Regions from separate parts of the Homo sapiens genome. Here region 2 is linked to region 1. Evidence: chromatin loops called from intact Hi-C (ENCODE). Cell type or tissue: IMR-90. All regions are shown on one strand. Each heading gives the region's core, and the rest is flanking DNA. Links, peaks and the distances in the headings are about the cores only. Region 1 has its middle 98 kb from the start of IPO5. Region 2 overlaps IPO5 (importin 5).

Region 1 (8,452 bases), core at 127-8,126:
AACACATGAATTTGAGCCAAGTGAAGACTTCTAACTAAGCCAAGCGTGAGACTTCTAAATTACAGAAATATAAGGCAATAAATTTGTGTTGTTTCAAGCAACTGTGTAATAATTTGTTACAGCAGCAATAGAAATTATTACAAGCAACTACTATGTTATAGATGTTATATTAGGAGCAAAGAATCTATGAGTATACTGCCTTATTGAGTCCTTGCAAAGAAGTATTGCTATCACTGCTTTTTAGATGCCAAACCAAGGTTCAGAGCAGATAAGCAATGGACGAAAAGTCCTGTATTAGTCCGTTCTCCCATTGCTATAAAGAAATACCTGAGACTGGGTAATTTATAAAGAAAAGAGGTTTAATTGGCTCATGGTCTGCAGGCTGTACAGGAAGCATGGCAGCACCTGCTTCTAGGGAAGCCTCAGGGAGCTTTTGCTCATGGTAGAAGGCACAGTGGAGGCAAGCGTCTTACCTGACAAGAGCAGGACCAAGACAGCGGGGAAGGTGTTATGTACTTTGAAAAACCAGATCTCGTGATAATTTACTGCCTCACTGTCATGAGAACAGCACTGGGGGGATGGTGCTAAACCATGAGAAACTGCCCCTGTGCCTCCAAAGCACTGAGCACCAGCAAATATTTAATGCTTAACAGACTGCCTGACTCATACTTGAATACTTGAAGAATCAAAGATGCATGGATGGATGGATGGGTGGGTGAAGGGGTAGATGAGTGGGTGGGTAGATGGGTGAATGGGTGGGTGTATGGATGGATGGATGGATGGATAGATGGTTGGTTGTGTGGATGGTTAGATGATTGGATGGAAAAATGGGTGGTTGGATGGATGGTTAGATTAATGGCTGGGTAGATGGAAGGATCAATAAATGCGTGGAAGTGTGGATGGGTGGATGGGTGGATGGATGGATGGATGGATGGATAGATGGATGGATGGATAGATGGTTGGGTACATGGATGGTTAGATGGTTGGATGGAAAAATGGGTGGATGGATAGATGGTTAGATGAATGGTTGGGTGGATGGGAGGATCGATTAATGAGTGGATGAATGGGTGGGTGGATAGATGGATGAGTGGATGGGATGCATAGATGGGTGGGTAGGTGGATACATGGTTTGATGGAAAAATGGGTGGGTGGGTGGGTAGATGAATGGATAGATGGGTGGGTAGATTGTTGGATGGATGCATAGGTGAATGGACGTGAGGGTAGGTAAGTAGATGGATGGGTGGATGGATGGATGGATGGATGGATGGACTGGTGGGTGGATGAGTGGGTGGATGGGTGAATGGGTGGAAAAATGAATGGGCAGTATAGTAGCCATTCAGAGACTGCTAAAGTGCTGGAAAGTTGACACAGAGCTACGTAACAGTCTTATTTGATATTTACTAATAATACAGTTCCATGGAGAAAAACATCAGCTTATTTGACTTAAATATGACATGTATTTGCAAATCTCATGAAGAGAAACTCACACTGCTTTTCAAAAAATGGTCCTGCCCTGCAGTGGTGCTGACATCAAGCAGTGTCCCAGAGAGGGGAGGAAGCAGACACTGGCCAGAGATCCATTATAAGGGCTCTTGGCTCATTAACTTTCTACTTCCATCAGTGGCCTTGTCACCTCAGTTAACCTTCTTTCCATCTCATTTCACTCCCCCTTCTCCCAGAAATCCATGATACTTCCATTTTCTCTTCCATTAGGGCACAATTAGGAAGGTGCTTGGCATGTAAGGAAGGCCCAATAGATATTTGGCAGTGTTTATTAATGAATCCCACTGTTCTTCTGACACATCTATCCCCTCTAGTCCTTCACCCACGCAGCTACCAAAAATATCAAAACAGCATGAGATGTCATATTTTAATGTGTAACACAAATGAAATGTGGCCTGCTTGCTACTGATTTAAGGTCTAGCTTAGTCCTGTGACTCATTGCAAGTCAAACAACAAAAATCCTTGAAGAGTAAATAGCAAAATTTCCTAAAAATTTCCATTAGACTCTCTCTCCCTAAAGACCCTAATCGTTGCTTTCTTTCTCCAAAAACAAGACAAGGGTGGGGCTTTCTGAACTGGCTCCGGACACCCTCCCTCCTGCTCATCCAGACTTTTCTCTCCTCTTGCTCACTTCCTGCCATTTCACATGCAATCGAATTTCAACTTCCCAAATATATTGTGAGTTCCCCAGATCTTCTCACTCCTTTTCCATGATCAGTGCAATTAAGACATAGAAATCAGAAGGTCGACATGTGAAAAAAAATGCTCAACACCATTAATTGTCAGGAAAATGCAAGTTAAAACCACAATGAGGTATTACCCCACACCTGTCAGTATGGCTGTTATAAAAAAAAAAAATGATAACAGGTGTTGGCAAGGATGTAGAGAAGAGGGAACCCTTGTACATTATTGGTGGGAACATAAATAGGTAAAGCCAGTACGGAAAACAATATGGAGGTTCCTCAAAAATTAAAAATAGAACTAGCATATGATCCAGCAGTCCCACTACTGGCTATATATACAAAAGATATGAAATCAGCATGTCAAAGAGTTATCTACATGCCTGTGTTTACTGCAGCATTACTCACAATAGCCAAAATAGGAAATCAACCTAAGTGTCCAGCAACAGATGAGTGGATAAAGAAAATATGGTGTAAATACACAATGGAATACTATTCAGCCACTAAAAAAAGGAAACCTTGTGTTTGCAACAACATGGATGAGCCTAGAGGACATAATATAATGTTAAATGAAATAAGCCAGGCACAGAAAGACAAACACCACATGATCTCACTTACATGTGGAGTGTTAAATGTCAAATCATATAGAAACAGAGAGTAAAATGGTGGCTACAGGGAAAGAGGAAGTAGAAACGGGAAGATGTTGGTTAAAGAGTATCAAGCTTTGGTTAGACCACAGGAATAAATTCTGGAGAGCTATTTTACAGCCTGGTGACTATAGTTAACAAATGTTAATAATAGCAATGTATGCTTGAAAATTGTGGCCCAGGTGCAGTGGCTCATATCTGTAATCCCAGCACTTTGGGAGGCCGAGGCAGGTGGATCACCTGAGGTCAGGAGTTCGAGACCATCCTGGCCAACATGGTGAAACCCCATCTCCACTAAAAATAGGAAAACTAGCCAGGAATGGTGGCAGGCACCTGTAGTCCCAGCTACTCGGGAGGCTGAGGCAGGAGAATTGTTTGAACCTGGGAGGCGGAGGTTGCAGTGAACCAAGATCGCGCCACTGCCCTCCAGCCTGGATGACAGAGGAGACTCCATCTCAAAAAAAAAAAAAAAAAGGCTAAAAGATTAGCTCTTAAATGCTCTCAACACAAAAGCGTGATAAGAATGTGAGGAGATGGATACGTTAATTAGTTTGATTTAGTCATTTCACAATGTATACCTATATCAAAACATTGAATGTTATACCATAAACATATACAATTTTCACTTGTCAATTATACCTTAATAAATCTGGAAAAAATTAAAATTTAGAAAAGAATATCTCACAATTATAATATTCTTTTAGATATGCTTTTCTGGAATCATTTCCTTTGTATGTTACGGATTAATGTATAATATATGAACATTACAGCAAGGTAATTCAATCTTTGCCTTCCGATCTTTGTGCTGTTGTTATCAATAATTTTATTTCCACATATGTTAGACATGGTTACTATCTTTGCTTTAATCAGTCAAATATATTTTAATAAAAGTTTAAGATGAGAAATAAAAACTAAAATAAAATAGAAGCCAGGGAAAGTCTTGGAATAATTGTTTTTAGTATCTGTCACATGTGATTTGTTGCAGTTAGATTTCATCAAAATGCATTGGCTTTATTTGGAGAAGGCCATGGCAATGTTGGAGCCCAAGCAGCATAGATAATGTGCGTATATTTGGCACTAGGGGGCGATATAGCATTGCTTTCAGCCCTTCACTGTCAGCGCACACGCAAAATAAATGAATTCCCGCTAAGGAAAATCATTCCCAACTTTTCTTCTGCATCTCAAGTCATTGGCTCTTACGTCACTTGGCAAAGCACTCTGAACAGCAGGCCTCGAAGGTCCATTCTTTAAGTTACTGATTTATCGATTTTGTTTGCTGGTGTTTTCACTTAATCCTTGGTTTGCTTTCACTGAGCTCTGAGAGTTTTTTTAAATTGGTCAGTCTTGCTAGAATTCCAAACATACAAACAAAAAAAAACTCTACTGTTTACAGTAATCTACCATGGATCTAGTGGTTGTCTGGATTCTGGCACAGGGACTGGCTCTGGGGGGCAGCTGAATTCTGATGGAAGAAAGCACTAATGCTAATGTGGAAGGCCTGCGCTTGGCTGAGTCCCAAAGGAAGCAATTCCAGGCCCTGACCCCAGGCTGGGCCCCTGTTTCTCGGTCACAAGGGAGGCCAGCTAAGACTTGTGCAACCCGGCTCGAAGGATGTCGAAGCACCCTCAATTTCATATGCAAATGAGAGCCAGTCCAAAAAAGGATTGCAGGGTTTCCCAGAAGGTCCAGCTCCTTGGAGGATTATGAAGCCGCCAGCTGATTTCACATTCCACCTGATTTACAGCATTAACTGCAGATTTTTTTTTAAATATCTAATACGATATGATGCCTACGTGTATCAAGATGGCTCTAAGGAGCTTTAATTTGCATTGGGTTTTTTGGTTTTGCTCAGTCATAGCATGTTCTAGGAGCTACTTGTATCAATATCAAGAGGGTAAGTCCCACCAGCACTCTCAGGAGGAGGCCTTCCTGTAGGTATTCAGGCCCTTGGAAGAAGGGCTGTTGGCCCTAGAATTTACCAAAGGGGCAGAACTCAGGCCCTCTGTATTCTGACGGTGAAGTTTGTGGTTCCCCAAGGAGGAGGAAGAGATGACACAGGTGCTCCCCAGGTGTCTCTTGCCTCCTGGAATGGCCGCCAGAAGAAGTGAAACAGCTGAGCTATGAAAGCTGTAAACTCAGGAGCACAAGGAGGGCAGGGGCTGGGTCCTCCCTCAGAGAACCACAGTAATGAGCACAGAACTCAGTCTGCACCAGGTCAGCATCTCTGTCAGATGGTGCTGGACCAGGCGTCCTCCCTACCAGGGCCACCACTTGGGATGTTGGACGTGAGGCTCACAGAAGCAAGTAGGAGCTGAGATCTTGCCCAGATTTCCTGTGCCACACAAAGAGTCCACAGGGCTGTGCATGCCCAGACGGGCATTCCTCCCTAACTTCTGGAAAGTCCCTGGGGGACTTAGAGGTGGCTCTGACATTGACACGGTGTGGCAAGGAGGAGCTGTGGCAACGGCGAACTGATTAAACTTTGGCTTCACCACCCAACTCCCTACCACCTCCCACCTTAGACACTATAACCCTCAAGTTTTTAAACAACTGGGGGAGCAGGTAGCCCTAAGAAGGAGATACCAGCCTTTCTGCTAGTCAAGAATGACTTCGGAGCTGGGTGTGGTGGTGTGGCCTGTAACCCCAGCCACTTGTGAGGCTAAGGCAGGAAGATTGCTCAAGCCTGGGCATTCGAGGCCAACCTGGGCAACATAGACAGACCTCGCCTCTAAAAAAAATTTTAATAATGATCTTGGGTTAGTTTTCATTTTTTAAGAGATGATGAGACCACGTGTGTGCTGCAAGTTTGTGAAATAACGCATCAATAGCGCTCAGAGTAACACTCAGACGGCAAAGAACTTATCATAATGCCTTTTTTAATGCCAAAATGAGTCTTAGAGAGATTAAGTGACTGTTGCACAGATAATAAATGAAAGAAATGTGAGTACCCAGTTTCTCTCCCCAGTACTCTAATTGATAGATTTTGGAGCAATAGTCCTGCTTTAATAATTAATTCATATTGCTGCATGGATGAGCTATGGGATATTATAGCCAATTCTACCATAAAATATATCATTAAAAAATTTTTTGCAAACTAATTCTTAATTTGGCTAGCTGAGACCTTGGACTAATTCCTGGAACCAAACCCTCTCATTTCTACATCTGCATGGTGACAGGATTGACAGGCGATTTCCAAGGGCCCTTTCAACTGCAGAATTCCCATAGTCTGAGCAAAAATAAGCATTGACTATACAACAGAAATTAAAATAGCTTTACAACAACACTGCCAGGAATTATTCTCCAGATCGTGCAGATGAGAAAACCAAGGCTTTGAGAGATGAAGCCTCTTGGACAGGATCACTCAGCTGGTCAGTAGAGAGGCAGGATCATGAGCATGTGGCTGCGAAGCCCACACTCCATTGACACCCTACATGACCTGCATCAAACAAAATACTCTTCCCTTGGTTTCCCCGCCAATGTTACACACTATGATTCGGTCCGACATACTCTGGGAGAACTCACCACCAGTAGGAGTATGTTCAAACATGGTCACTCAAGGAATGGGGAGTTTGGTGGGGAATTGAGAGTACAGACGATGTGTACAGTGAGAGGCATTATTTGACCAGCAGGCCTGGAAGGAGGAAGGGCTGCCATGGAATCAGGGGATTCAGTCCCCTGGAAGGTTCTGAAAGGCAGCTCAGAGCAGAGGCAGTAAACTAGTGGCCTGCAAGCCATATGTGGCCACAGCTGTGTTTTTGGTGAGCAAAGCACATTTTTAAATTGAATGAGTTGCCAACATTTTTAGATTTTTTTTTTAATCCAGATTTGTAACCCAGGCGGTGCTGGAACTTAACAACAATAAGCTGGAGTAGAGGAGCCCCATCCCCCTGGAGCTCTGCATCTCTAAAGTCACCATCCTGTCTAGTTTTATTAATTTAAGTTAGCTGCCTCTTCAACCACTCCCCATAGGCAGTTGAGGTTAAGACCCTTGTTCTGGAGGCATTGAATTGGCGGGGAAGAGAGCAGCTGTAGCAAGTGGCGGGGGGTGGGGGGTAAATGTCAGAAAGGACCAAAGGATGCTGCTGAAGACAACTTCCCATAATTCAAAATTTTGCAAATGAAGACTGGCCAGATTCTGTGCAATTAAGAACCTGGCCCAGTCCAGGGAAGGGCGCCAGCCTGGCGTAAAGAAGTTTTGAACGTGATCCCGATGCGAGTGCTCACAGCAATGAGAATTAGCTCCAGAACCTCCCCTTCCGCTTCACCTGCTCATAGGTTGTTCTGCTCTCTGATATCCTATTCCCAATCCTTGCTTAATGTGTAGATTCTATCCTGCCCCATTCCTCCAACAAGACTCTCTAAAGTCCCAGTCTTGGGACTCATTCTTGGGTTCTAGCGTTCACTTCTTTTGTCTTGGAGTCTGGTGCCCTGGTTGTGTAAGTCACAGTACTGTGTCACTTTTAAAATTTCTCTGGATTGCAAATAGTTTGTTGGGTAAAGATTGTTGTCTGTCTCATTATTGCATTCTGAGGGGGAAGGGGGAATATCCCCTGAGGATTCAGAACCAACACTTGGACCTTACTCAAGCCCAATTATATATATGTATACGCGTATATGTGTGTATATATATGTTAGAGTATATATATACATATATAAACACACCTGTATACTCTAGATACCTTTAATCCAAGAAATTCAACAAATTAATAGAAAAGCTAGCCCCAATCTTATGATACCTCTGAGGCTCCAGGAAGAAGTATACATAAAACCTTTCCAAAGAGCATATCCCCCAACAAGACCGCACTGCAGTCCTAGATGTAAAATCCCACTGGAAAATCAGCTCTCAATTCAAGATTATAAAATTCACAAGAAAAAAAATGCACCAAGAACAAAAGTCTGCATATACAACAAATATCAAGATTAGATCCTCTAAAGTTTCATTTAACAGAGCCATCTGAGTATAAATAAATATGTTTAAGATTAATTTTAAAAATAGAATTAAAAAATTAAACACATAGATAAACATTCTGAAAAAAGAGCAAGTATATTTTAAGGGGGTCAAATAGAACTTTTAAATTTGTGAAAAAAGATTGTCATTGAAATAAAAAATTCAATTGATGGATTAAGCCACAAATTTGAGGTAGCTGAGTAGAAACCCAGTGAACATGAAGGAAGAGCTGAGGAATTTACACAGCATGAAGCACAGAGAATTAAAAGACAGAAAATACGAAAGAGAAGTTAAGCGATATGGAGGATAGGAAAGAAGGTCCAACATGCTTCTAATGAAAGTTCTAGCTGGAATGCATACAATGGAATACTATACTGCAATAAGAATGAACAAATTACAATACATACAGCATGGATGAATTTCACGAACATAATGTGGAGTGAAAGAGAATTAGAGTATGGCTTCATTTTTACACATTTGAAAAGCGGGTCACACTAATCTATGGTGAAAGAAGTGAAGATAGTGTTTACCCTTGATAAGAGGCAGACAGTGACCCAAAGGGGGCCTAAGGAGGCTTTGGGGGTGCTGGGGCTGTTCTGTTCCTGGGTCTTGGTGCTGGTTAAACAGGGATTTCTGTTTGTGAATATTCATCAGACTGAACACCTCTAATTTTT
Region 2 (8,452 bases), core at 263-8,262, 150 kb after region 1:
TTGCACCCCTTTAAGGGTGAATAAACTCACAGTGGGGAAGATTATACATTCTCTGCACCCTTTTCAGTTTTCTATGTTCTGTTCATTGATAGGTTTGAAGACTGTATTTCTAGGAAATGAAATACATGAGGCTCTTTCAATACTGCTTTTACTGGAGTGTTGAAAGTGTCAGAAGCTATTTCTGAGAACAGTTTTTAGCCAGTAGCGGGTGGGGGTGGTCTTGAAAAATAAGATTCAGGCTGGGCACAGTGGCTCACGCCTGTAATCTTAGCATTTTGGGAGGCCCAGGCGGGCGCATCACAAAGTCAGGAGATCAAGACAATCCTGGCTAACATGGTGAAACCCCGTCTCTACTAAAACTACAAAAAAATTAGCCAGGCGTGGTGGCGGGCACCTGTAGTCCCAGCTACTCGGGAGGCTGAGGTAGGAGAATAGCATGAAGCTGGGAGGCGGAGCTTGCAGTGAGCCGAGATCGTGCCACTGCGCTCCAGCCTGGGTGACAGAGCGAGACTCTGTCTCAAAAAAAAAAAAGAAAAATAAGAATCAGGCATGACTTTCTAAACTATGGTGGATCATGATAAAAACATTTACTCTTTTTTCTTTTCTAAGCTGCAGAGTTTTTAACCCCTAATTTCAATTCCACATTTAAAGACAGCTTGAATTCTTTCTCAGTCTTAGTTTAATAATAATATGGTTAGAAGTATGTCTGTAGAGTATACTATTTCTTTTGTGTTTCAGATATATTGAGTACATAATTCTGTTTATGTGTTTAGCAATGCAGTTGCAGGCGAGAGTGCTCTAGATCGAATGGCTTGCGGACTTGGTGGAAAGCTCGTTCTGCCGATGATCAAGGAACACATTATGCAAATGCTTCAAAATCGTAAGCTGTGTCCTTCAAATGCTAGAAGAGTGAAGTTGTGCCCTTTCTAAAGCTTAAATTCTAAGATATGTTTAGACTGTTAAAAATTAATCTTTGTCTTTTTATCATCCATATTTAACCCAATTCATTTATTTTACCGATAAAATTGTCAATCCCAAAGAAAATGTACAGATTTACTTCCTAGCCAAAAGTATTTAGATTTGAATTTGAAAATGATGTTATTATTTGAATTTTTATGGAATATTAGAATGTTTGAATCATATACTCTTCTTTCACCCAATATCTTTTATTTTTAAAAGAAGAAACTCTATCTAATGTTATCAAAAGAGAAACCACTTCTTTCTTTCTGTTTTTGCCCCTGACGGAGGTGATGGTGGAAGCCCACCTGCCCTGGAGGGCAGCTGTTGTTGTTGACACAGGATTTCGCCATGTTGCCCAGGCTGGTCTCAAACTCCTGGCCTCAAGCAGTCCTCCTGCTTCAGCCTCCCAGAGTGCTTAGATTATAGGCATGAGCTACCACACCTGGCCATCCTTCCTTTTTATTTCTATGAATATTTCAGTTACCTTTGTACCTGTAATATATATATCAATCCCAAAGTTTATTGTTGTATGTGTTTTATTTTCATTTGTGTTTTTTAATTATAAAGTTAATGTGTTCTTTTGTTAAATTAAAATTCAGAAGTATTAAGTTAGAAATTTGTTTGTTTTTTGGTGGAATCTCGCTCTGTTGCCCAGGGTAATGTGATCTCAGCTCACCGCAGCCTCCACCCACTGGATTCAAGCGATTCTCCTGCCCTAGCCTCCTGAGTAGCTGGGACTACAGGCACATGCCACCACGCCCAGCTATTTCGAGACAGAATCCCACTCTGTCAAACAGGCTGGAGTGCAGTGGTGCAATCTTGGCTCACTACAATGTTCACCTCCCAGTTTCAAGCAATTCTCCTGTCTCTGCCTCCCAAGTAGCTGGGATTACAGGCATACACCACCACACCCAGCTAATTTTTGTACTTTTAGTGGAGATGGAGTTTCTCCATGTTGGCCAGGCTGGTCTCAAACTCCTAACCTCAAGTGATCCGCCCACCCTGGCCTCCCAAAATGCTGGGATTACAGGCATGAGCCACTGCACCCGGCCTAATTTTTGTATTTTTAGTAGAGACGGGGTTTCGCCATGTTGGCCAGGCTGGTCTTGAACTCCTGACTTTAAGTGATCCACCCGCCTCAACCTCCCAAAGTGCTGGGATTACAGGTGTGAGCCACCGCGCCTGGCCTGATACATACTTTTAGAATCAAGTAGTCACGCACTTTTTCTGTTCATTTTTCTAAAAAGTAAATATACAAATGTTTTGTTTTTTGTTTTTTTTGTTTGTTTGTTTCTGTTTTTTTTTTGAGACAGAGTCTCGCTCTTTCGCCCAGACCAGAGTGCAGTGGCGCGATCTCGGCTCACTGCAAGCTCCGCCCCCCCGGGTTCACACCATTCTCCTGCCTCAGCCTCCCGAGTAGCTGGGAATACAGGCGCCTGCCACCGTGCCCGGCTAATTTTTTGTATTTTTAAGTAGAGACGGGGTTTCACCACGTTAACCAGGATGGTCTCGATCTCCTGACCTTGTGATCCGCCCGCCTCAGACTCCCAAAGTGCTGGGATTACAGGCGCGAGCCACCGCGCCCGGCCTATACAAATGTTTTTATATTATATATACATATACCCTTTTCAAAAAAGTTTTGTTACTCTTTTCCAAATAAGAACTTTTATACATCTCCCTCTACCAGAATGACATGTTTATAGTGTGTAATTGCTATTCCATCTGTAATTTTTTTCGGTAGCTGACTGGAAATACCGGCATGCAGGATTGATGGCCTTATCTGCCATTGGTGAAGGGTGCCACCAGCAAATGGAAGGAATTCTAAATGAGATCGTAAATTTTGTTTTACTTTTTCTCCAGGATCCTGTAAGTACCAGTAAATATTTGATTCAAAATGATTAGTGTAGCTTCATGTGGAAACCTTCTTGCTTTTACTAATGAAAGGGAACATTTTCCAGCATCCAAGAGTAAGGTATGCAGCCTGTAATGCCGTGGGACAGATGGCTACAGATTTTGCACCTGGTTTCCAAAAGAAATTTCATGAGAAGGTAAGTAACAAGTCCTCAAACACTTAAATCAGACTTTAGGAAGAAGGGTGGACATTTCAACATGTGTGCCCATTTGGTTTCATTTCACAGGTGATTGCAGCTCTGCTGCAGACCATGGAAGACCAAGGCAATCAACGTGTGCAGGCCCATGCAGCTGCTGCCCTCATTAACTTTACTGAAGACTGTCCCAAGTCACTACTTATTCCATACTTGGATAATTTGGTGAAACATCTGCATTCCATTATGGTACTGAAGCTTCAAGAGGTAAGTTTTAAGATCTGTAGGCTGCTTTCTGTTTGTAGATTAATTTGGGTTGATTTGATGGGTAAGAACTGGAGAAAGAGGGACTTGCAGCATGACCATAAAGAATATAAAGTACAAAAACTGAGGAGGCTATTCGGAGTTGTGGAATGATGAGTAGAGAAATTCAGATTGACCAAAATGTGGGCTGATAATTGGAATTGGGAAAGATACAGCTAAAGGTCAGGTAAAATCAGTGTATATGGATCACCCTGAAAATAAGGCAGAGAAGTTTTTGAACTCTGATTTATGTAAAGTGTGAAAAACCATTCTGTGTTCTTAAATGCTGCAGGAAATTATCATATGGTAAAAAATTAGTGTGGTAGCATTGGGTGAGGCATACACAAAAAAGGGAGAAGATTTAAGGCAAGACCATCATACTGTCATCGTCCAGGGAGCTTAGATAGTAATAGTGGAAGAGGTGATTCTAAAAGACATTTCATGGGAAGCATTAACAGTTTGTTTCTGGCAGTTTGAATTTTAAAAGATGAAAGGGCCCGGCACGGTGGCTCATCCCCGTAATCCCAGCACTTTGGGAGGCTGAGGCAGGTGGATCACCTGAGGTCAGGAGTTCGAGACCAGCCTGGCCAACATGGTGAAATCCCATCTCTCCTAAAAATACAAAATTAGCCGGGTGTGGTGGTGCACGCCTGTAATTCCAGCTACTCGGGAGGCTAAGAGGAGAATCACTTGAACCCGGGAGGCAGAGGTTGCAGTGAGCTGAGGTGGTGCCACTGCCCTTCAACCTGGGCAACAAGAGCAAAATTCTGTTTCAAAAAAAAAAAGATGAAAGAGAAGAAATTAAAAAACATTGAGTATTCTAACCAGAGTGGCAGAAATACAGAAGTTGTAGAAGCAACATCATTTTTGAGTATCCAAGTAAAAATGATTATAGTTACAGCTGAAATAAGGGATGCAACCTGAAAACAATTGAATGATGTTAGTCCAGCACAGTGTGTGAGAGATGTAGATGCGAAAAGCAAGGATTTTAGCCCAGTTTATTGTCAAATGTTTATTGTCAAATGCAATGAAAATGGATTACTACTATAAAAATGAAATGAATAGAAGGCATAGAAAATAAAAGATAAACCTGCTCTCAAATTGCTATAAAAGTTTCTAATGCCCTCAATTCCTATACTTAATATGAACTGGTAGCAAATAGTTAACAAACCACAGTTTGCATAGCACTGGCAATTGGTCAGAGAGCAAGATAAACAAGAAATGCAATGTCTCAGAAGCCAAAGACAGAGGACTTATAAACAAAGGCCCAAGTGCTCAGTATCAGATGACAGCAGACTAAGAATATGATAAAGGAAACATTCGTGTGCCCGAAGGCAGACCGAGGTGGACCCAAGTTGAAGGCAGATTGGTTGGTTGGTTAAATCAGTAATGGATGGATCCAACATGACTTTACAGGTTTGGGTGGATGGCTGTGGTATGATAGTCTGTGTGTACCCCTGCCCTTCCTTCCTGCAGTGAGGCACTATATGGGTTTTTAAAGATAAGTGGAAGGAGTTGTTGGGATGGGATGGTAGGAGGACAGTGTTCACGAGGAAGAGTTGTACGAAGAGAAGGTAGCCTAGCAGAGGAGGAAAGACATTTCCTCTGGGGCCAGCAGCACAGTCCACACTAAACATGGAGCAGAGGTTGAGGTACAGAAGCAGAAAGTAAGATGGCTTTCTCAAGACATAGTTGAATGTGTAACACAAGTTAAAGAACTCTGCTGAGAGTGTGGGTGTAATTGACGTGGGGAATTATGAAAATCTGGAGTAGTAACTGGCTCAGGTTCATATGAGTTAATATTTTATTTTATTTTATTTTATTTATTTATTTATTTATTTTTATTTTGAGATGGAGTCTCGCCCAGGCTGGAGTGCGATAACGCACTCTCTGCTCACCGCAACCGCCGTCTCCCGGGTTCAAGCCATTCTCCTGCCTCAGCCTGCCGAGTAGCTGGGATTACAGACGTGCACCCACCACACCCGGCTAATTTTTGTATTTTGAGTGGAGACAGGGTTTCACCATGTTGGCCAGTCTGTTCTTGAACACCTGACCTCAAGTCATCCGCCCACCTGGGCCTCCCAAAGTGCTGGGATTACAGGTGTGAGTCACCGTGCCTGGCTTCTTTTTTTTTTTTTCCCCAGACAGAGTCTTGCTCTTGTCAACCCAGCTGGGATGTAGTGGCGCAATCTCGGCTCACTGCAACCTCTGCCTCCCCAGTTCAAGCAATTCTCCTTCCTCTGCTTCCGGAGTAATGGGATTACAGGGGTGTGCCACCACACCTGGCTAATTTTTATTTATTTATTTATTTATTTATTTATTTATTTATTTATTTAGTAGAGACAGGGTTTCACCATGTTGGCCAGGCTGGTTTTGAACTCCTGACTCAGGTGATCCGCCTGCCTCAGCCTCCCAGAGTCCTGGGATTACAGAAGAATTATTTTAAAATATTGCTGGTGACAGGACGGGCCCAGCAGCAAATAGTTAGTAAGCATTTGTTACTAGCTGGGTCAGAGAACACCAGATCTTTGGTGCAGAGAAAAAGGTCATCTCATCTGTTTCAGCAAGACAGATGCAAGAGAAGGCAGCAGGGTTCCTTCGTGCGATCTTCTGGGGAGAGGGGGTTAGAAGATAAAGGAAGGGGCCAAAGAGGGAATTTTCTTTATGACGTAGTAAGACAGCACAAAATATAATCATAAGTAGAGGAAATCAGTGAAGAAAAAAATGAGGATGAAGTGTAGGCATTAAAGTTGATGAACACAAAAATTTTGATTCCGTATCTGTACTCAAGAATTAGCTGTGCTTTGAGATGAGACTAACATGAGTTAGAGGTGTTGTGTTAATAGAAGAGAGAAAAAAAAAATCTCACATAAATAGTTCAACATAGATTCTTTTTATAGAAATTTCCTCCAAAACCTACAGTCTCTGCTTCTGGAGAGGTGGTCTCATTCTGCTGTTTCAGAAAAGCATTCAAGAACTTGAAGGGAGTAGTAATTGTAAATTTAAATACTTCTTCCAGTTTTCCTTTGAGGTAATAATTTGTGTCTTCCTTCTAGCTGATTCAGAAAGGCACCAAGTTAGTTTTGGAACAAGTTGTGACATCCATTGCATCAGTTGCCGATACTGCAGAAGAAAAATTTGTCCCCTACTATGATTTATTTATGCCATCACTGAAGCACATCGTTGAGAATGCGGTTCAAAAAGAACTGAGACTTCTGAGAGGAAAAACTATTGAATGCATTAGCCTCATTGGTCTGGCTGTTGGGAAGGAAAAAGTAAGTAATTTTTTTTTTTTTTTTTTTTTTTTTTTTTTTTTTTTGAGACAGAGTCTCGCTCTGTCACCCAGGCTGGAGTGCAGTGGCACGATCTCGGCTCACTGCAAACTCTGCCTCCCAGGTTCATGCCATTCTCCTGCCTCAGCCTCCCGAGTAGCTGGGACTACAGACGCCCGCCACCACGCCCGGCTAATTTTTTGTATTTTTAGTAGAGACAAGGTTTCACTGTGTTAGCCAGGATGGTCTCAATCTCCTGACCTCGTGATCCGCCCGCCTCGGCCTCCCAGAGTGCTGGGATTACAGGCGTGAGCCACTGTGCCCGGCCTGTAATTTCTATTATGTTAAATTTACTGTACCTAACTTGGCTGTGGAGGCATTGAGAGTACTAGAGGGATTTTTTCCTTCTGAAAAATGGTTTTCTGGATGCTTGTTTTTTTCCTTACTCCTTTCACATTGCTCCTGTTTTATATACAAATTCTTGCCTTCATCTTTTCATTGTTTGTTTGTTTGGTTTGGTGTTTTTTTTTTTTTTTTTGAGACCAAGTCTCACTCTATCACCCAGGCTGGAGTGCAGTGGCATGATCCTGGCTCACTGCAACCTCTGCCTCCTGGGTTCAAGCGATTCTCCTGCGTCAGCCTCCCAGGTAGCTGAGATTACAGGCACCTGCCACCACTCCCAGCTGATTTTTGTATTTTTTTTTTTTAGTAGAGATGGGGTTTCACTGTGTTGGCCAGGCTAGCCCTGATCTCCTGACCTCAAGCAGTCTGCTCACAGGTGTGAGCCACCGCGCCCAGCCCGTCTTTTCATTGTTAATATTAAGGTTTCTTTTTAGCTCAGCTGTGCTCCTGATGCCTCCTCCTTTCCCCACCACACACAGTGCATCTCGTGGGAGGTGTGTGGAAGTCAGTATCCATGTTCGTTCCCTTTAAATATGTGCTTGGAAACATGTCACTTGCTTTCCTATTAATCTAAAATGCATCAAGTGTTCTAAGAGAGAAATCTATGCATATAGATCTTCAGAAAATAATTACCAAGGACCATTGGCCAGTGTGTTTCTCAGCCAACATCTCAGAATTGTTCAAGCTAATGCAAAAGAAGTTTCTCTGTCATTGAATCCTCATGTTCTGACCCTGAGAATTATCAACAGAGAAGCTCTGTCTTGCCTTCTTCAAAACCAGCATCAGTATTAATTTATATTTGGAACTGGTTTCTGTGAGACGCTGACCACTAAAACATTGGTATGTTTTTTACCAATAAAATATTTGTATGTCCCATACTCTATATATCTGGCTTTCAATGTCTCTTTAAAACGCTGCCTGTTTATACAATGGAGATTACCAGAACTGCAAAGAGTTAAGTGAAAATCATAGACAAAATTTTATGCAGTGAATTCTATAAACAATCTAAAATTTTCTTTCTGAATTTGAATTCAGTTTTACTGCTTGAAATGCGTAAGCCATAGACTAACACCTGATGCCATTAGAAGTACCTTTATACTGTAGTTCCCTGCCCTTCAGTGGAAAATATATTTTTCTAGAAAGTGAACTAAATCTGTCACAATATAGATGAGAATTTTTCAATATGATAGTTTATCTATGAAAGTTATGACCTATGTGGGCAATGTAGTCGATTTTTTGGCAAAGCTTTGCTAATTACACAAGAAACAAAATTCGGTATCAACAAGTGTGTCTCTACATATTTTCCTCTAGTTCATGCAGGATGCATCAGATGTGATGCAGCTTTTGTTAAAGACCCAGACAGACTTCAATGATATGGAAGATGATGATCCTCAGGTAAGTGGTCTTAATGCATTTGCTTTGATCCGCTAATGAGTTGTGGACAGCACATGGTTCAATATATTTAAAACA

Evidence for each region. Peaks named below come from ENCODE experiments on the same cell type or tissue, not always from the same donor. Only the 100,000 strongest peaks of a DNase experiment are listed, where the experiment ranks them.
Region 2: a loop joins it to region 1, with 5 times the contacts of the local background. A loop is called at or near these places in 8 of 110 quality-filtered maps.

What each region holds. Positions count from the first base shown.
Region 1 is chr13:97,851,781-97,860,232 of GRCh38, forward strand. No RefSeq gene overlaps it. Among named protein-coding and RNA genes, the nearest start is that of IPO5, 98 kb to the right of the region's middle. RefSeq lists enhancers at 4,697-4,766, 4,797-4,916, 4,937-5,036. In IMR-90, for the core only: a CTCF peak has its summit at 3,915 (motif pointing right); a DNase peak (open chromatin) is centred at 3,961.
Region 2 is chr13:97,999,766-98,008,217 of GRCh38, forward strand. It overlaps IPO5 (importin 5), which reads left to right. Exons shown (of 29, transcript NM_002271.6): 13 at 774-880; 14 at 2,702-2,826; 15 at 2,919-3,008; 16 at 3,099-3,272; 17 at 6,365-6,583; 18 at 8,294-8,377. Among named protein-coding and RNA genes, the nearest start is that of IPO5, 50 kb to the left of the region's middle. In IMR-90, for the core only: no CTCF peak of the experiment used is centred there; DNase peaks (open chromatin) are centred at 4,546 and 5,476; H3K27ac peaks cover 379 bases.